Regions from separate parts of the Homo sapiens genome. Here regions 2, 3, 4 and 5 are each linked to region 1. The links are chromatin contacts, found by Hi-C or POLR2A ChIA-PET in ENCODE. All regions are on one chromosome and are shown on one strand. Each heading gives the region's core, a stretch centred on a gene start or an enhancer-like site at or near the end of the contact. The rest is flanking DNA. Distances are from core to core; before and after follow the strand shown.

Region 1 (2,784 bases), core at 63-2,562:
GATAGAAAAAGAAAAGCTTACAGTCGCTACTGATCACTATTTAAAAACCGGAAAATAAAAAACGTACAATTAAATGCCCTCTTCTGCGTAGAGCTAGGTAGTTTTTTACAACCATACACATCCATACAACCGCCATCCCTTAATTTTTCTAATATTTTCGTCTCGCATATCAAACCAAAACCAAACCTCTCTCTCTTCCGGGAGCGAAGAGCCCTTTCACTCCCTTCGGAAGATGCGTAAATTTCAAAAGAGGAACATAGCGCTGGGGGAGGGTAATAATCTGCAGCTCAAAAAAACCGCGGGTGGAGAAGACGACCCCGGCCCCCGAACGCCTGCTTCTAAGACAAAGCTCAGCACCGCCAACCTCGACAAACATACAAAGAAGAAATACAAAAGCTTCTTCTCACAGTTGGGCGGAGGATGGGGGGCGGAGGGACGGAGGGACGTGAAAAGACGTTACAAACGGATGGCACGGAGAGAGGAGAGGGCCGGGAGCCAGGCAAGCTCGCTGGGGCCCTCGGCGGGGTGTCTAGGCCCGGAGAGGATCGCTGGGAGACCGGCCTCAAGTGACCACCTCCCGAGCCCCGGGAGCCGGAGGCAGCGGCGGGGGCATCCTTCCAGCGGCAGGGGAGGAGCCAGCCCACCTCTCCCCGATGCGCTCGCAGCCAGCTCAGGCAGCGCTCAGGGAAGTGTAAGCGGCGGTGCAGCCCCGCGGCTCCGCAGTAATCGCGCACCGCCAGGCCTCCGCGGACAGCGCTGAGGGCTCCGCGGCCCAGCGGGGGTTGACGCAGTGACTGGGGGAACGCGGCGGCAGCGGGGGCCGCGAGGGCTGCAGAGATCGAGACAACGCCGGTCCCCGCCCTCCCGCGCCTCTAGCCGCAGGCCGGCCGCCCTCCTCCCTCCCGCGCCGCAGGCTTGGCCCGCGGCCCCCTCCCCGCGCCCGGCGCTCCGCCGCGCAACGTCCTACCTGCAGGTGACCTGTTTAGTCCAGCCGCCGCCGCTGCCGTCGCTGCCGCCGCCCCCTCCGCCCGCCCCCAGGGACGGGGCGGTGACTGTGGGGATCGGGGTGGGGGAGGCTGCTGCCGCCGTCGCCGCTGCCGCTCCTGCTCCTGATGTTGTGGCTGTTGTTCCGGGAGTTGCAGCCTCCGCCATTACTGTTTATCCCACACAGCAAAGGCCCCGGAACTTCCGGGATCACATAGTTCCGGTCCGGCTGCGGGGAGAGGACGGCGAGGCCAGGCGAGGGGAGGGGAAGGACACTGAGGCACCCGTTCGGTCCCCGCCTGCTACGCGTCGCGTATCTGAGCGCTCTCGCCACTTCAACTGCGGGCCCAGAGCATGCGCGCCCGCGGCCCGCCCACGGCGCCGCTCATTGGTGGAGGGGACGTCTCCTCCGGAAAGGGGCGGGGCAAACGGGGGTCTGTACAGGTGTGTCCTAGGCTCGAAACCCCGGCGACGAAAGTCCATAGTTAGCGGCTTTCTTCCTAGCAGAGGCTGATATAGTGGAGCTGGGGCTGGGGACTAGGGACTTGCAGTCGGAAGACCTGGGTTTGAATCTGCACTTTCCCATTTCTCTAGTAATATTTGAGCTAGGTACTTGTTCTATCTGAGCCTCCGTTTCAGCCTCTCTCGAATAAGGATGACAGCAGACCCACATATGGTTGCTGTGAGGATTATATGATGTCCTTAGAAATCACTGAGCTTAGTGCCTGGTACATGGTAAACACTTAATAAAGGTTATCTCATTCCTGGTATCAGAGATGTGATCTTGGCCAAGTATTTTGGCTGAGCAATGCTCTAGAGGGCTGGTCCCCTTATCTCCAGGCTTCCCTTTCTAAGCCATGGGTCTTCTAGCAAATTATCCTACCTCTTGGTGCTCCTGCTTTCTCCTCTGTAAAAACGACAATAATAATAATAATAGGCCAGGCGCGGTGGCTCACGCCTGTAATCCCAGCACTTTGGGAGGCTGAGGTAGGCGAATCACCTGAGGTCATGAGTTCGAGATCAGCCTGGCCAACGTGGTGAAACCCCGTCTTTACTAAAAATACAAAAATTAGCCGGGTGTAGTGGCTAGTCCCAGTTACTCAGGAGGCTGAGGCAGGAGAATTCCTTGAACCCGGGAGGCGGAGGTTGCAGTGAGCCGAGATCGCGCCACTGCACTCCAGCTTGGGCGACAGAATGAAATTCCGTCTCAAAATAATAATAATAGTAATAGATAATAGTACCTACTTCAGAGATGGCTGTGAAAGTTAAATGAGAATCTGTTTAAAAACCTTTGTACTGGCCGGGCGCGGTGGCTCACGCCTGTAATCCCAGCACTTTGGGAGGCCGAGGGGGGCGGATCACCAGGTCAGGAGATTGAGACCATCCTGGCTAACACGGTGAAACCCCGTCTCTACTAAAAAATACAAAAAAATTAGCCGGTCATGATGGCGGGCGCCTGTAGTCCCAGCTACTCCGAGGCTGAGGCAGGAGAATGGAGTGAACCCGGGAGGCGAAGCTTGCAGTGAGCCGAGATCGCGCCACCGCACTCTAGCCACTGCACTGCAGCCTGGGCGACAAAGCTAGACTCCATCTCAAAAAAAAAAAACAAAAAGCAAAAAAAAAAAAAAAAAAACCCCTTTGCATTGTGCTTTTCACACTGCAGTGAATACATAATGAGTAACAAAATATGTCTGGAATATCCTAGCTTTTTTTTTAATGCGTCTTTAAAATTGTATGTATTTAAGGTGTAAAACATTGTTTTAATATACATGTACCTAGTGAAGTGATTACTACAGTCAA
Region 2 (2,782 bases), core at 281-2,780, 1.2 Mb after region 1:
GCCTGAACATTTTGAACCTACCCCAAAAGAAACAAGACCTCTATTTGAAGCTGACATAGAAGTTGTGGGATTGATTTACAGAGGGCTAGGTTTGTATGGCTAGTCACTGACTGGTAGCAAATTATGGGAACTGGTCCAAGAACCAAGTCTGTTTTGATAGCCATTTTGTCGTAGCTCAAATCATCCAGAGCTTTCTGTGGCTGGAAATGGAAAGTTTTTAAACATTACCATAGAATAAACGGATTGCTGTTTTCCAACTCTGGTTGCACACCAAATTTGTATGTAGAGCATTAAAGAAGCACAGGCACTTGGGCTCTCCACACCAAGCAGCCGATTCCATGCTGTCATGTGAAGCTCATGTACAGTGAACACTGAGATTGCTGGGATGGGCTGAAAGCTTGGCCTGCAAGGGAAGTAATCCTAGAGACTAGAACGGCTAATAATTACTAGTGAGTGACAGAACGTCCAGAACCTCCCACTCTGAGTTTTGTTTGCTTATGTAGTAAAAAAAAAAGCCAAGCAATGGAGATGAATTTTCTATAAATTATACCTCAGTAAAGCTCTTTGTGAAAAAAAAAAAAAAAAAGATTGAAAATAGGTTTGGAATTAAATCACTACAAGTAGAGTCCCCTATCTATATATAGCTTCAAACTATGAACCATCAAAGCTGAGGATGACAACAGGCTGCATTAGCCAAATTTTAAGAGTAATGACGTTAGTGTTCTTAACCTTTTTAGAGCAAAGAAGATTTTCTGAATATCTGCATTGAACCTGACACCATCAGCAAAGGAGACTTTATAACTATAGGGTAAGTGGACTGGGGTTCACAGGAAATGAGGCTTGTGATTTTCTCAGATTTTACTATTCAGAGTGCCCCATGAAGTCTAAGACAGAAATCCAGCCAAAGCCTTGTCTTGTTTGGGAATTTCGATGTTATTTCTTTCCTATGGGCTGACATGTAGAGTGCCCCTCTCCTATGCTGGCCATCACTGTTCATTTTGTGGGGATCAGAATGTAAGAGCAGTCTTTGTTTTTCAATTGAAACCAAAGAATTCAATGGAGCATGACACAGCGTCAAGAACTTTGGTTTCAGGGTCAAAGAGCTGAATGCAAATTTTGATTCTGCCACTTACCCGACGTCATGACTCGGATCATTTAGCATCTCTGAATTCTTTCCGTCTACAGAATGAAATAATCATCTCTGCCGATCTCAGGACTGGCTTTCAGCCTTGAGTAAGAGAATGTGTGTCAAGCCTTTTTATATTTTGAAGCACTTCACAGTATCCATTACTATTTATGTCAGTTCACCATGTCCTCCTATTCCCAGGGCCTTCATGAAAAACTGGAAAAGGTATTGAGTACCTTGGACATTTCCCAGGCCTTTTTCCCTTTTCCAATACAGAATACCCTTCCAAGTTCTGTGATTTGTTAAGTCCTACCTCTGCCAGAATTTTATTGGTAAAGAACACTATAAATCCTCCTTCAGGGCATCTGAGGAGCTGGTGTGTTCCCATGCCAACTGGTAATCTGCTCAGCTCCGCTTTTCTGTGCTTTGTCTCAGAGCTCCCTCTCGTGCCCATTTAGGGATCACACATTTCTGCTGCAGCGGCCTGGTCTCCATGGCTACTTCATTATCTACACAGGCACATAAGTTTGTTGTTCTTGCCTTTGGCATAAATTCTTCAGAGACTGAATAGCTGATTCTGCAGCCTTTGATTTTCTTGCTGTATCTATAAGAAGGGAAAATCCTGTTCCTTCTACAGAATGTCCAGAAATCACACAATCTTCATTGACAGTCTGGCCAGTGAGACCAGCAATATTCAAATCTCCTTTATGATACTGGTATCCAGAAATAGAGACCCCAATTCTATTGCTAAGGTTAGGCGAAGCCACTATGTTCTGCATTGTTAGCACCAGTGGCAGCCAGTGTCCTTCTGTTCTCTACAGGAAGTGAAATCAAGTAATGTCTGTTTCCTCTGGATATCTGAAGAGAACATAGTGAAGCTGCGTTAGAAAACTCTGATACCGTTTTGTAGAGTTACTGTTGTTAATAAATGATAAATGGACTGATTTACTTAGATTAGCTTTTACTGTATTTCCACTGCCTAAAAGATACATCTGCATGAGGTGGAGTGTGTGTCTGTATATGCGCTGGAAATTTTACTCCATAGTCACTCAGTCAAGGTAGATATTGTATGCCAAGTAGACCGCGTTATAAATACAGTCATCCCACGGTATCCTTGGGGTATTGGTTCCAGGACCTCCCTCAGATACCAAAATCCACAGGTTGTCAAGCCCCTTCTATATAGTGGCACGGTATTTGCATAGACTTAGGCACGTCCTCCCTATGCACACTAAATCATCTCTAGATTACTTATAATACTCAATATAATGTAAATGCTATGTGGATGGTTGCTGTCCTGTATTCTCTAGGGGATAAGATAGTCTGTACGGATTCAGTACAGGTGCAAAAATATGTATTCTCTATCCTCAGTTGGTTGAATCCACGGGAGTGGGACCCACAGATAGGAAGGGTTATCAGAGAACTTCTAAGACTAGTTGTTCATATACATAAAAGAAATATCTACATTAAAGTAAAAATATTTTATCCTTCAAGTAATCACAAGAAGTACCAAATACCAGACGTTTAGTACTTTTCCTAAAGAATTTCATTCTAATTTTTAAATTTGAGACTAACAATCTAAGAATTAGGTACATGTGGAATGATTATTTTTAAATCAATCAATTTTTAAATCAAATTAAGAGCATTTCAGAGAAAGTC
Region 3 (2,728 bases), core at 203-2,702, 1.3 Mb before region 1:
TGTCTTGCCTTTGTCTGCAGAGCTGTTATGGTATTTATCTGCAATTGGGTCAACACACAGCTGAGAAAATGTGTAGAACAAAGACTACTCAGAGAATTGTTTGATTGAAGAGGCAGCCGTGTAGCCTGAATCAGGTTCCAGAACTACTTTCTCTTGTTGCTTTATAATTCGGACTTGGTCCTTTCCAATTTCCCCTCCTCCCTGGGATGTGACTGCCAGGAAGGGGCCTTCCTAGTGACATGAGGTTTGATCAAATACACGGCCTGAGAATATAATTCTTCTATAATGCTTTCTCTGAAAGCTTTTGAAGAAAAGGGGAAAATGTGAAAAGAAAATTTCAGCACTTTCCAAACGTACTATGCCAAGGGGAAAAGTTAAGCCCTGTAAACTAAATCACAGAACATGGCTGTTTTTCTTCTCTGGTGCATGACTGTTGCTTCCTGATCTTTGTGTTGATGTTATATATTAACCAGATTTTTTATTCTTTATTCAGACTAAATGACGTTGGAGATAGAGACCCTTGTGATTGTTACCTCTTTACAATAGAATATTAAACAACCCCCTTACAGTGTAATCAATAGTAGTGAATTGAATCTTCTGTGTACGTTAGCCTCATCTAGAAAATGCTGTAATTACGTACAGCACTCCTGTTTTTGGTGATATAAATGACCCTCACCTTTCCCTGCATCAGGGAGCACTGATCACCATTCTTTGCTGTCAGTGGTTCCCGGGATAGCCGCCCTCACACTTTGCACTTGAATAAACTCTTTCAACTGGATCCCTGAGCTTTTTGGTTATTTTAGGCTGACATTAGTTAACTAACAAGATGTTAGTTCTTCAGTCTGTTAATTCTGAGGGGTTGACCAGAGGTCCTGTAAGGTCCCTTCCAACTCTAACATTCCACGATTTCGTGAATTTAAAGACTGTGGTTGCCCCTGTATTAACTGGGTTCAGGAGTAAGATAGATAAATTAAGTCATCCAATCGACAAATATTTATTACAGTTCTCTATTGTGTGTAGGTGTATCTGTGGAAATAGGAAACTGTATTTTGGTGCACTCCTGCTTCCAAATCACAGAACTACAACTCCTTCAGCAGAAATTTTCTAAGCTTCCCGCACCAGCCAGAGACCAAGATTCTGCGGTGCACATAGTCAAGGGTTGCTATGGAGTCCAACACGGCCCCAAACAGAAGTGGTCCCTGAAAATTTCTTTCCCAGAAAACTTGCATTTGAAAAACAATGCCATTCCAATTCGCCTTTTCCTAAAGTAAACTCATAAATAGAGACAACCAAACTTTCGCTCTCAGCCCAGAGAACGACGCTCTCCTCCCAAGAGGAACCTCGGCTCTTCCGCGGCAGAAGCTGCACGGAACCAAGAAGCCGCGGGCGCTGGTTCTCCAACGAGCTTTTCTCCCGTTCGTACCAGCGTCCAGGCGGGGTTACCGTGGAGACAGAACGTGCTGTGTGGATGCGGCGAAACGCTGAGGCGCGGCCTTCGCTGTGTGGTGGGGACTCACAAGACCGACGTCAAGATGGTTAGTGGCTCTGAATAGTAAGGGAGTACTTTGAGTAGGTCCTGAGGCTGGCGATTAGAGGTTCCCAGCACACTTCTGTGTGAAGTCTAGGTGTGTCCGCAGAGAGTAATCCCCAGCTCTCCCTGTGTTCCCACGGGGGACAGGGATGCAACTGTAAATACCTCGGTGCTTTCTTCCCTCCTGCTTTTCCGTTTACTCACATTTAAACCACTCGTGGGATGGGAAGCAGAGGAAGGGAAAGCTGAGATGACAGAAGCAATGCGAAAGCATCTCTAGCCAGAGAAGATAAAAGTTGGGAGTAGCTGTTTGGTCCTTCCTAAGTATTGGCTGATGGCTCTTCTAGTAGAATACCTGTTACAAAACGAGTTTGAATAGGCTTCCCTGGGGTTCGTTGTTAAGGATTTGACTTATAATTTTTTTTTTTTTTTTGAGATGGAGGCTCGCTTTGTCGCCCAGGTTGGAGTGCAGTGGCGCGATCTTGGCTCACTGCAACCTCTGCCTCTAGGTTCAAGCGTTTCTTCTGCCTCAGCCTCCCGAGTAGCTGGGACTACAGGCGCATGCCACCACGCCCGGCTAATTTTTGTATTTTTAGTAGAGATGCGGTGTCACCATATTGACCAGGCTGGTCTCCAACTCCTGACCTCGTGATCCGCCGCCTTCGCCTCTCAAAGTGCTGGGATTACAGGCATGAGCCACTGTGCCCGGCCTTGACTTATAAATTACAGAGCTGTCACTCTCAGTTTAAATCTGATAATCAGAATTGGACCATACAGCTGTCTTTGTTTCTTTTACAGATGCTTTCAAGGGCCAAACCTGCTGTAGGCAGAGGCGTACAGCACACTGACAAAAGAAAGAAGAAAGGTAGGAAGATTCCAAAACTAGAGGAGCTACTTTCAAAAAGAGATTTCACTGGAGCTATTACCCTGTTGGAGGTAATGCCCAAAGAACGTTGCTTCTTAGTGTATGAATACCAGACTGTAGATGAATGCTTGGGTGAATGCTGTTTGCTATGCTCTTGAAATAGGTGGGTGCATTCTGGGGCTTCCTGTACAAATCCCCTGTAAATCTAGTCAGGCACAGATTCCAGATTCCAAGTTAGCTATAAACCTGATAAAAAACGAACTAAAAAACTAAACTTGGCCGGGCGCGGTGGCTCATGCCTGTAATTCCAGCACTTCGGGAGGCCGAGACGG
Region 4 (2,789 bases), core at 270-2,769, 1.4 Mb before region 1:
TAGGGAGAAACTGGGAAGAAAATCACTCAAGAGTCTTAACCCAAACCTTGCAGCGCATCTGCATTTAGACGAAAAAAAAAAAAGGCAAACGGAAACAACAGAAGCAGTGGCCCGAGACGTGAGCCACACTGCTTCAAAGGGATTTAAGAGAGTTGTCCCAAGGCAGGCGGTCAACTGCGCGCGCCACCGTAGAGAGACCACCCGGAGGGAAGGCCCGCGGCTGCTACAACTTCAGGAACCTGGAAAAGGGCCACCCCTGCTACGCGCCAGGCATCAGAAAAGCGGTGATGAGGGGCATGGGGGTGACCGGGAAGGGAGGGACAAGCAGAGAGACCTGCGGCTCGCTCCGGCGGAGACGGACCGGGGGCCCAGGGCGGCTGGGTTACTGGCTCCGCCACGTCTAGGGAAGGAGGTAGTAGGGAGGGAAAGACTCAAGATACCAAAGACGGGAGGCTCTTTCCTTCCTTCCCAAACCTGCCTACCGCTTCTCTAGGCCCTGGCTGGCTCCAGAGCACTTTATTCTTCTGATTCGTGCGGGCGGGCGGGGAAAGGGGTGGAGGTTGAGCCTGGTCTCCTCCAGGCACTAGCATTTTAGCCATTCTCGAGAAAATGTCTGGAGGTGCCGGAAGGAAGGGAACTGCAAAGGTAGAAGCGCGGGCCCTGCAGAGGCTCCCAGAGGGGAGCAGAGAAGGGAGTGGCTGGAGGCGGAGGCTGTCAGGTGCGGGGTCCCGGCGAAGCCGTGCCCCTCCCAGAACATTGCCCGCCTGGACAGTCCACCCCGACCACGGCTGCGGACAGCGCCCCTCCCTCCGGGTGCACTCACCGCTCGGACTGCGAATAGTTGCACCGGCCCAGCAAGTTGAGTTTGCAGAGATGCAGGTTATCGCAGGGTCTCTGGCAGTACTTGCGACGGCAGACCCGGGCTCGAGTGGTGGCCACCACCGATCGGGTGATCCCGGCCTCGCCGCCGGTCTCCAACACCACAAAGCGGTCGGGCCCGGCCACCTGCAGCACCTCACAGAGCTGCGGCTCAGACAGCGCGATCTCCTGGAGCAGCGCGTCCAGGGCCATGCGGCCCCCGTGGGCGCACAGGATTTTGGTGATGAAGCAGCACACCTCCGGGTCCGCCATGGCGCGCTGGCTGTGCTGGCTCTGCCGCGGCGCGGGACTCGGTTCCGCGGAAATCGGAAATCGAAACTTACAAGTGTCCAGGGGCGGGCGCGGGCGGTGCTACTGCTGGGCGCGCCCGGAGTCAGCGAGGGCGCGCTCTCCGTCGCCGTTAGCCCAGCCCAGCGATCCACTCTCGGCTCTCAGGTCAAGAGGCTAGATCTCACCGACCGGGTCCTAGTGGCAGGTTTACAGCCGGCCGCAAGGGCAACTGGGTGGAAAGAAAGAGAACGCGCGGGCAAATCTGCTGGTGACCGCCTGGGGTGGCCCCCTCTCGGTTCTAGGCTCGGCGAGGGTGAGGTTCTCCAGCCGGGCTCCGCGAGCCTTCTTTAGAAAGAAGAGAAACTAAAAGCGATCTTGGGGCTCTGGCCGGTGTTTTATAAGCCAGCCGACTGAGGCGTGTGACGCAAGTCCTGAGAGCCCTGTTGAGGAGTGCGCACCCCACCCATTCCCGGAAAGAGCAGACCCTAGCGAGCGCTTCCTGCGAGCCGTGCGCTCTGCCTCTGTTGGTAGTGAATCTTCCCAGCAACTCCACATGGTAGATATTATTATCCTCACCCTGAACTTGAGGAAGTAACTTGCACGAACACGCACTGGCATCAAGCGGAGCCCAGATGCCACCGAGTTTCCCCAAATCGCGTCCCCAGGCCCCAGATCGTGGTACCCCAGGCCCCGATGTGCAAGTTTCTCCTCCACCACCGTGCCCTCTTAAAGAACAACGATTGCCACTCTCCCTCGTTTCTGCCTTCTCACGAACTTTTGGACAAACCACTTCTTGACATGGTCTTGCTTACCTAGAATCGCTAACTCGGTGCCCTGAACCACTGCTTGTACCTCAATCACGGTGGACATGCTAAGACATATCCCAAGATTTCAGATCGGTTCCTCCCCGTAGAGATTGGGACAAGAACTTTTCCACCGTGGGGACGTACTTTGACCCCCAGAGTTGACATAAAGATTGTTTTTAAGTGAAAACATTGAGCTACAGAAGATGTAGAAAGAAATCTTAATGAAACTTCCCTTATCTGACTAAAGCAAAACCTCCCGAAAACATGGTGCCATTAAAAGCCTCTCGGAGTATTCAGCTGCCAGGAAGACAGACTGTCCCATTACCATTAGCACCAAAAAACCCAATGGGCTGGGTGCTGTGGCTCAGCCCGTAATCCCAGCGCTTTAGGAAGCCGAGGCAGTGGGAGGATTGCTTGAACCCAGGAGTTCAAGACTAGCCTGGGCAACATAGTGAGCTCTCTTCAATAATAATAATAATAATAATAATAATAATAATAATAATAATAATAAAAACAACCCGGGCATGGTGGTGTGCAGCCGCAGTCCCAGCTACTCGGGAGCCTGAGGTGGGAGGATTGCTTGAGCACGGGAGGAGGCTGCAACGAGCCGGGATTGTGCCACTGCACTCCAGCCTGGGGGATAGCGCTGAGACTTTGTCTCAAAAACACAAAACAACCCAATCAAAACTTCCAAACTCTCCTACTGAAGCCCTAAAACTTTCCTTTTTGTTAAGTTGAGGTATATAAACCTTTACTTTTGAGTTTTCTGTTACTGGAAGCTCCTGCATGCATGTGTAAATAAACTTTGTCTTTTCTCCTATTTATCTGTCTAGT
Region 5 (2,700 bases), core at 87-2,586, 1.2 Mb before region 1:
CTCTGAGCTAAATTGTGGAGGATATTGAATATGAGTATACATACATAGAACTCAGTTTGTAGGTAAGTTGCAGCCAGAACAGAGAACGATATAATAAAAACTCTTTTAGAGACATTAATATGACCCCGTCTCAAGACTGGTGGGAACAGAGACTGAAGGCAGAAAGGTCATTTAAGTATCACTAAGGCAATCTAAAAATGAGACCCGAATTCAGAATCAGAAAAGGAGCAATAGGGAAGGAGATAATGTAGGTAAAACATGGCGCCGAGTAGAAAAGATAGGGTTTTAGAGCTGGGAGAGACCTTTGGAATCATAGATTTCATCACCATCTTCGTCCAAGTAGGGAAAGTAATAACAGGAGAGGAAAAAACGGAACCCTCTCAGAATTTGTCAATGACGTCACACTGACTTAATAAAAGAGCTTTCAATAGTTAATGCAATTAACAGAAGGCTTGGATTCCCTTCAGGATGTGAAGGGCGAGCCCTCAAATTTACTTTTTATTCAATGGATTAAAATGGCCAGTAATTCTTATCCTTTTAAACCCGACTTCCAATTAATTAATTACAAGTGAGCCTATGGGGCGTGCCCAATCAATTCCTTCCCCATCCTGAAATGGGTCCTTTAGCATTCTCATAAACAGTACGTTTCCTGAAATACCACTAAACCCTCTTAAGAAGTTTTCTATGATTTCAGCAGTTTAGGCCTTCTGAATGAGCCCAGAACTCCTCATCTGCTTGTTAATTTTCCAACTGCAAAGCGTTATTGAACATTTAATGACCCTGCCCCACGCAACGCCCACTGCGGCCGGGCGAGGGAAACCGGAGTAGGTCGAGGAAGGGGAGGCCTGCGCTTTCGGGAGGGAAGCCGCTGGGGCTAGTCTGGCTGAAGCTGGGCACTTCCTTTTTTCCCTCGATACTTAAGGCTACGGGGACACAGGGCGGGCAGGCACAACGGCTGGCGCGTCTCTCTACCCTTGCCCAGAGTCCGCCTTGAATAATCAGCTAACAACCCCAATTCCCTTGAACCCAGCACGGGAGACCCGGCGCCAATGGCTAGGTCGGTCTCAGTCCCATCCCGATGCTAGCCCCGGGAAGCTCCTGGAGCGCCTCTGGTTTCCGGGTGCGAATAGTAAACTGCTCGGGAAACCCCAGAACCCTCCCTTTGAGGAAGGGTGCAGACGGCGTCTCCGTTTCCACGGAAACAGGCCGAGCCATGTCGTCACTTCCGCCGACCTGTCTGGACTCCAGACTGTTGGGAGGAAAAGAGGAAAACTGAGCAACAGCCACGACAGTGGACGCGAGCGTCTCCTCTGTGCGCATGCGCCCGCTCAGCGGCCTGCTTCTATTTATGTGGGGGATCCAACATGGCGGCCGCGGCGACCCTGGCGATGGCGGTGAAGCCCATCAGAACGTAGTAGCGGGGAAGGGGACACGGTCCGCACTCACCGTGGCGCCGGCGGAGACGGCTGAGGGTGGTGGAGGGAAGAAAAGCGACAGAGAGCAAGAGGAAGGGCGGGCAGGCACGCAGCGCGCCGTAGAAGCGAGCGCCGGCTCGAGCAAAAGCGGAGGGCCAGAACAGTGGGGATGGCGGAGCCGCGCAGAGTAGCGTTCATTAGCTTGTCACCGGTGCGGCGGCGCGAGGCCGAGTACCCGGGGCCCGAGCGTGAGCCCGAGTACCCCCGCGAGCCCCCCCGGCTGGAGCCGCAGCCGTACCGCGAGCCGGCCCGGGCGGAGCCGCCGGCCCCGCGGGAGCCTGCCCCCCGCTCGGACGCGCAGCCCCCGTCGCGGGAGAAGCCGCTCCCCCAGCGCGAGGTCAGCCGCGCCGAGCCGCCCATGTCGCTGCAGCGGGAGCCCCCGCGGCCCGAGCCGCCGCCGCCGTTCCCGCCGCTGCCCTTGCAGCCGCCCCCGCCGCGGGAGTCGGCTTCCCGGGCTGAGCAGCCGCCGCGGCCGCCGAGGGAGACGGTGCGCCTGGAGCTGGTGCTTAAGGACCCCACCGACGAGAGCTGCGTGGAGTTCAGTTACCCGGAGCTGCTGCTGTGCGGAGAACAACGGGTACAGAAGATTCTTCCCTCCTGCCCCAGACCCCGGGAGCCTCAGGACCCGCCGCCTTCCCCAGCTGGTTTGCACCTTGGGACGCCCACCGAGCGCGTCCGGGTCGCCCCGAGGGTGGGGTGCGGGGGGCCGGGGCCGAGCGGGTGGACGGGGCGGTGAGCGCTGCTTTCTCCACTCCCCAGGGTGGCCGAGGCTCTCACCCGGCTGCGCCGAATCCCCAAACCCCCGGCACTCGCTCCCAACGCCGCGCCGAGCTCGTTTTCTTGTGCACCTTTCGGAACCTCAGATTTTCCTTCTTTCCTTTCTGCTCCCCACACAAAATCCTGGGGCCCTGCAGGCCGTGTGGCTGGGTTCTCCCTGTGGCGCTACAGCTGTCGTTCCAGTAGAAAGGAAGAGAAAACCTTGGGGGACACGCCCCCCAGTCTGAAGCAGAGATTGTGTAACCCCTCTCGTATCATCCTCATCCTCATCACTGTTTGTTTTGCTGGGCGCCGTGGCTGCTGAGGTGTGCTTGCGTGCCTGTGATATTTTTCTTAATCGAAGGGAATTTAAGAATAATTAAAGGTTTTCAGAGACTAAGGATCCCACTTTAGGAATGGAGAAGTGGGTTAGTTAATCTGGTTACTAATTTTTCTCTCGTGTTGGTAT

Evidence for each region. A loop is a pair of places that touch in the nucleus more often than their neighbours do. ChIA-PET counts read pairs that join two places held with the same protein, here RNA polymerase II (POLR2A). Pooled maps may share reads with other maps.
Region 2: a loop to region 1 is called in a map of PC-9, with 36 times the contacts of the local background. The contact joins the enhancer-like site here to the promoter of MKRN1 in region 1. A Hi-C loop is called at or near these places in 2 of 168 maps with a recorded cell type or tissue (PC-9 and endothelial cell of umbilical vein) and 6 of 50 pooled maps. POLR2A ChIA-PET finds 5 or more read pairs at or near these places in 1 of 52 experiments (T-cell).
Region 3: a pooled map shows a loop between it and region 1 (9-fold over the local background). The contact joins the promoter of IFT56 here to the promoter of MKRN1 in region 1. A Hi-C loop is called at or near these places in 1 of 37 single-sample maps with no recorded cell type and 6 of 50 pooled maps. POLR2A ChIA-PET finds 5 or more read pairs at or near these places in 1 of 52 experiments (GM12878).
Region 4: a map of CD8-positive, alpha-beta T cell shows a loop between it and region 1 (15-fold over the local background). The contact joins the promoter of ZC3HAV1 here to the promoter of MKRN1 in region 1. A Hi-C loop is called at or near these places in 1 of 168 maps with a recorded cell type or tissue (CD8-positive, alpha-beta T cell), 2 of 37 single-sample maps with no recorded cell type and 11 of 50 pooled maps. POLR2A ChIA-PET finds 5 or more read pairs at or near these places in 2 of 52 experiments (CD4-positive, alpha-beta T cell and naive thymus-derived CD4-positive, alpha-beta T cell).
Region 5: a map of naive thymus-derived CD4-positive, alpha-beta T cell shows a loop between it and region 1 (12-fold over the local background). The contact joins the promoter of UBN2 here to the promoter of MKRN1 in region 1. A Hi-C loop is called at or near these places in 1 of 168 maps with a recorded cell type or tissue (naive thymus-derived CD4-positive, alpha-beta T cell) and 7 of 50 pooled maps. POLR2A ChIA-PET finds 5 or more read pairs at or near these places in 2 of 52 experiments (OCI-LY7 and activated CD4-positive, alpha-beta T cell).

What each region holds. Positions count from the first base shown.
Region 1 is chr7:140,478,193-140,480,976 of GRCh38, forward strand. It overlaps MKRN1 (makorin ring finger protein 1), which reads right to left and starts at 1,313. Exons shown (of 8, transcript NM_013446.4): 1 at 968-1,313. The coding sequence starts at 1,152. RefSeq lists silencers at 544-623, 904-1,043, 1,334-1,443 and enhancers at 579-1,419, 1,750-2,660.
Region 2 is chr7:141,648,526-141,651,307 of GRCh38, forward strand. It overlaps AGK (acylglycerol kinase), which reads left to right. Exons shown (of 16, transcript NM_018238.4): 14 at 738-808. Among named protein-coding and RNA genes, the nearest start is that of DENND11, 52 kb to the right of the region's middle. Within about 2 kb of position 1,531, at least 6 of the 41 ENCODE cell types and tissues checked have a DNase peak (open chromatin) inside an H3K27ac peak, as active enhancers do.
Region 3 is chr7:139,132,326-139,135,053 of GRCh38, forward strand. IFT56 (intraflagellar transport 56) reads left to right here and starts at 1,453. Exons shown (of 18, transcript NM_024926.4): 1 at 1,453-1,535; 2 at 2,330-2,467. The coding sequence starts at 1,533. RefSeq lists enhancers at 1,278-1,572, 1,290-1,469.
Region 4 is chr7:139,108,201-139,110,989 of GRCh38, forward strand. ZC3HAV1 (zinc finger CCCH-type containing, antiviral 1) reads right to left here and starts at 1,520. Exons shown (of 13, transcript NM_020119.4): 1 at 824-1,520. The coding sequence starts at 1,131. RefSeq lists enhancers at 419-548, 1,129-1,228, 1,173-1,676, 1,469-1,628.
Region 5 is chr7:139,229,901-139,232,600 of GRCh38, forward strand. UBN2 (ubinuclein 2) reads left to right here and starts at 1,337. Exons shown (of 18, transcript NM_173569.4): 1 at 1,337-2,052. The coding sequence starts at 1,585. RefSeq lists enhancers at 1,118-1,277, 1,358-1,497 and silencers at 1,668-1,917, 2,128-2,347, 2,294-2,553.